2 separate regions of the Homo sapiens genome follow, and region 1 is linked to region 2. Evidence: read pairs that join two places in POLR2A ChIA-PET (ENCODE). Cell type or tissue: Caco-2. All regions are shown on one strand. Region 1 has its middle 60 kb from the start of GATA6-AS1. Region 2 overlaps GATA6 (GATA binding protein 6).

The links. ChIA-PET counts read pairs that join two places held together with the same protein. Peaks named below come from ENCODE experiments on the same cell type or tissue, not always from the same donor. Only the 100,000 strongest peaks of a DNase experiment are listed, where the experiment ranks them.
Region 1: POLR2A ChIA-PET joins it to region 2 with 9 read pairs; 2 of 35 experiments call an interaction of 5 or more read pairs at or near these places.

The regions. Positions count from the first base shown.
Region 1 is chr18:22,107,756-22,110,255 of GRCh38, forward strand. No RefSeq gene overlaps it. Among named protein-coding and RNA genes, the nearest start is that of GATA6-AS1, 60 kb to the right of the region's middle. RefSeq lists an enhancer at 1,293-2,202. In Caco-2, a CTCF peak has its summit at 1,096 (motif pointing right); a DNase peak (open chromatin) is centred at 1,136.
Region 2 is chr18:22,193,147-22,195,646 of GRCh38, forward strand. All of the region lies in intron 6 of GATA6 (GATA binding protein 6), which reads left to right. Among named protein-coding and RNA genes, the nearest start is that of GATA6, 25 kb to the left of the region's middle. RefSeq lists an enhancer at 876-1,424. In Caco-2, no CTCF peak of the experiment used is centred here; a DNase peak (open chromatin) is centred at 1,215.

The DNA.
Region 1 (2,500 bases), 85 kb before region 2:
GAGGAAAGAACAGGGCCTGCTTCAGTTGTGGTAGAAAGAGGAGTCAAAACTTAGGCTGGGGCAGGACCATGTGCTATGCCAAAGAGCGTGGCCTTTTTCTGTGGGCAGTGGGGAGCCATTGAGAGTTCTACACAGGGAAATTACTCTGGACAATGAAGATGCCCTGAGCCTGTTAGTTATAAAGCTATTTCAACATTAAGAGTTACTCTAATAAAAATATGAATGGATTATCATCAACATCCCAGGACATTAACAAAATTAAGCTTCTTCTATTTCAATGCTTATTTTCTTCTTTGGATAAAGTTAGGAGGAAACATGCTGTGTATCCAAATACTTCCTTTCTGGGGCAAAGGATTTCAGAGAAAGTTCACTGTGTGGAATGTTTTGACCCATAGTATGGTAATAGTTAATCTTTTGAATGACTGTTTCTTTCTTTTTTAAAATTTTTAAACTCTTTAAAAATTTTTTTGGATTTTTTTTAGAGACAGGGCCTTGCTGTGTTGTCCAGGCTGGAGTACAGTGGCATGATCACAGCTCACTGCAGCCTCCATCTCCCAGGCTTAAACGATTTTGCCTTAGCCTCCTGAATAGCTGAGACTACAGGCATGCACTACCACCACACCTGGCTAATTTTTTTGTAGGGGGTGGGGAGGTCTCACTATATCACCCAGGCTGGTCTCGAACTCTTGAGCTGAAGTGATCCTCCTGCCTTGGCCTCCCAAAATGCTGGGATTACAGGTGTGAGCCACCATGCCCAGCCTATATATTTTTAAAATGGGAGCAGGGAGGAGTATGTAGGGTGCTGGGGAAAGATAATCCAGAAACTTTAATTGAGCCCATTTCCAAAGATTTTCCTTGTGCTGGCTGGCCTAACTCCTACCCAAGCCAAGTCCTGGGCTGCAGAAGACCCTGGTGTCCATGGCTCCAGCACCTTTCTTTGAGGCCATGTGGAGAGAAAGCTGGGGGGTAGGGGGTTCCTGCCTCTACCATTCCCCTGTGGCTGTCTCACATGATGAACCCTGCGCAAGTGTCCTTGAACAGCTTTTCTTTTAAAACAAACATCTAATTCCCTGGAAATGCCCTTAATAAAGTGAGCTCACCAACAGATGGTGCTGCTGGGACTGACCCTCACACAAACATCCTCCTTGCTACCTGGAAGGCCTGGCTCCTCCCGATGTTCCCTGCCAGGCATAGAACATGCCTTCAGTTTTTAAGCTATGGAGATCCTGCCCATCTGTGTCTTCTTGTGGCAGGCCTAGGAGGGAAGTCACCATCTGTAGGGTATTAGGGCAGGAGCTCCCTGGGAAGGGGAATTTTCCAGAGTCACATTGGCAGGCTTGCTCCTCCTCGTGGCCCCCTTCAAGCCCCAGTTTCCCCATGTGTGGCCTGAACAAAGCTTCAAAAAGTTCTAGAGGTTTCTTCTGAGGATACCAGACATTGGCTCTGGGTCTGTGGAGCTTCCAGAATCTTGGGGTTCTGCCCCTTGGCTTGTGGTCAAGAACTCGCCTATCTTATGGGTAAGTGGGATCTGATGCAGGCCTGATGTTTTTTTGAGACGGACTCTCACTCTGTCGCCCAGGCTGGAGTGCAGTGGTGCAATCTTGGCCCACTGCAACCTCCGCCTCTTGGGTTCAAGCTATTTTCCTGGCTCAGCCTTTCCAGTGCTGGGATTACAGGCACGCGCCACCACACCCGGCTAATTTTTGTATTTTTAGCAGAGACAGGATTTTACCGTTTGGCTAGGCTGGTCTTGAACTCCTGACCTCAAGTGATCTGCTCGCCTCAGGGTCCCAAAATGCTGGGATTAGCCCTGCCATGAGGAAGGCCTTTGAGGCGACTGACCACTGTGCTGGACATTGCCCCAGGGCACGTGGTCCCACCCTGGGGAGATGGGAGTAGGGCTCACTTGGAGGCGGTAAGGAGCAGTCCTGCTGCTGGCCTGCTCCTTCACATGTCTGCCTGTCTTTGGAGGCATCTCACTTCCTCCTGAAACGGAAAGAATGAAAACTCCCCAGGGGCTGAGGCAAGAGCACCTCTGGCTTCACCCAGATACTTCATCTTCCTCAATTCACTTTGCCTTTTGTCAGCCACCATTACAATCAGGAATTACCTATAGAGAGGAAGGAAGAGTAAAGGTGCAAGTCTGCCATCACCTTAGGCTCTAGCTGCTGAAGTAAGAACAGAGATGGGTCATAGAAGCCTGGGTCCGGTTCCACACTTTGGATGGAGGGAGCTGGAGTGGGTGAGAGAAGGGTGTCAGCGTCCACAGGCAGAGTGGGAATCCTGACTTTTCTACTAACGAGCCCTGCAGCCTTGGTAAGTTCCTTGAGCTCTCTGAGCCTCAGTTTCCTTATCTGTACAGTGAGAATGACAGCATTTTCCTCACTGATGTGTAGTAAAGATTAAAGGCAATGGTGGGTGGATCATTTGAGGTCAGGAGTTCGAGACCAACCTGGCCAATGTGGCAATACCCCGTTTCTACTAAAAATACAAAACTTAG
Region 2 (2,500 bases):
CATCAGTTGAGGTGACGGTGACTCTCTCTCTAGAGAAAAGGTGTCCATGTTCCTTTGTTTTATTAAGCTGTTAAGAATTCGAGAGTTTCATTGTGATTGGTTTTCACATGTCCTGGTGGAGACAGAATTTGTGTGTGTTCATGTGTCTTTCATGTGTCACCTTCTAAACTATTACTGTCACTTTGTATCTGGTCCTCTGTTACCTCCAGCCAAACTGAAATGATCGTAGTTTATATAGTGGAAGTTACGATTTGCAGGAAAGCATTTCCCCTTTGTTGGAATTTATACAAAGTTTTTAATTCCTCTTTGGAGGAAGGCAGCTATAAAGCACCACAGGAGTCTAACCTAGAGGTTACAAAAGCAGAGAAGAGCTTTGGCAGTGAGGGACGGCTGGCTTCCCCTCACACAAGAAAAAGCCGTAAGCACAGTCTCACTCAGATGTGTAGGAAGGACGGATCAGAGGCTGGGGGAGCCGACAGTCTGCCTTGCAGTGAAGGAGGCATGTGATCACCATCAAAGTCTTCTGCTCTGGGAAGGATCACACAGTCGTCCTTCAGCCTGCCTGGGGCGCAGTGTTTTCTTTCCTCAGACCGAAACTGCATGAAGAGAGATTCCAGCAAGGAAGATAGAGCATGCCCCGTACACTCCTCTCTGGTTTTCTTCCTCAAAGGAAATTTATGCATGTAATCCACAAGCCGAAGAACCCATGTTTTTCTTTGGAAAAGGCTACGCCCTTTCAGGGTTTCCTTTTCTCGGCTGTGTTGCCTTCCCATCAGAAGCTGTCTCTTGCCCTCCCCATTATGGGATGTGCGAAATGAAGGAAAACAGAGACACTGCTGGGCATTTGTCTCCATGAGTTGATCCAATCAGAAATCTTTGACTTTTCAGATATGTGTCCAAAAATGAGTGAAGGCTCCTCACAGGAAAAAAAAAAAAAAATTCTAGGTGATCTAAAGATGAACTGTGGCTACTTCTCAGGCTAGCGGATATTTTCCATGTCCCAATCTGTAGCAGCCCAAGCTCTCCCTGAAGTCATTTACTCCTTTAAGAGGGAGTTTTCCAGCCCAGCTGCTCTGCCTGTCTCCCACCTAACCCGGCCAGCTTTCAGTGCTAAGCCCAGGCTGGGTCTGGCCCTGATAACACATTCTTTCAACAGGAAGTGCCTCCATTTTCAGTTGTCTGTGGGAGGGTGGAGGGCAGATAAGCCTTGAATGGAAACACAGAGCCGATTTCTGCTCCACCCTCCTTGCACTTTGATCAGGGAGAGAGCAGGGACCTCCGCCTGGCCTGTGCTGCCTGCCGAAAGGAGGGAGGATGGTTGAGCTGTGGGCATTCCGGAGCTCTCCCTCCCTTTTGTTCAGGAACGTTTGTTTAGGTTGGTCTAGGTTAGTGAAGTGCCTGCTTTTGCAGGGTTGTGATGTCTGCGATCTGAACTAAAGTCCTTTGAAGGGTTGAATTATTTGTGGGAAAATATATCAACCAATTGAAATTTATACGTGTGTTTGTATGTGTGTGTATTAGGTCCAGGATCATAGTATATTTTTCTCTGATTTCCCCCCTCCGCCCCCCCCTCCCAACACACACACATCGTGTTGATTCTCAGTAGGCATCTCTTGACTATCATCAGTGAGGGAAAGGGACTTAAAAGATGAACAATAACAGGACAAAGCCAGGCTTCTTAAGAAGAGTAGCTGTGCCAACTCTGAACGCCTTCTACTTTTAGAATATTGGTTTAGAGGCCAGGCACGGTGGCTCATGCCTGTAATCCCAGTACTTTGGGAGGTCGAGGCAGGCGGATCACTTGAGGTCAGGAGTTCGAGATCAGCCTGGCCAATATGGTGAAACCCTAACTCTACTAAAAATACAAAAATTAGCCGAGTGTAGTGGTGGGCGCCTGTAATCCCAGCTACTCTGGAGACTGAGGCAGGAGACTCACTTGAACTCGGGAGGCGGAGGTTGTAGTGAGCCGAGATACCACCACTGCACTCCAGCCTGGGCGACAGAGTGAGAGAATATCGGTTTTGAGAGCTGAAGTTACGCTGATGCATGGAGCTGACGTGTTGATTGTTTTAACTTGTATAGAACTGTGAGATTCACATGTGCGTGGCTGGCCAGGCCCTGGCCTGTGCCAGGTGGCAGGGAGATGATTTCAGGGGCGGATGGGGGCCCTTCTGACCCGCCCTCCTGTTAGTGCCTCGACTCTGGTTCCCTCCTATTTTTTCAAGCCACTTTCTGATCCCATGAAGGTTGGCTTGTCCCTCAAGTGCCTTGTGTTTCTGGTACTCATGTCTTCTATTCATCCCCAAAGTTATTAGGTTGGTGCAAAAGTAATTGTGGGTTTTGTCATTACTTTCAATGCCAAAAACTGCAATTACTTTGGCAACAACCTAAATAGATTTACTATGCAATTCAATTTAAGTATTCAAAGAAAAATATTCAAAGAAAGGTATAGATGGCTAATAGACTTGGCCCTCTCAGCTAGTCCCCTGTTTCTCCCCTC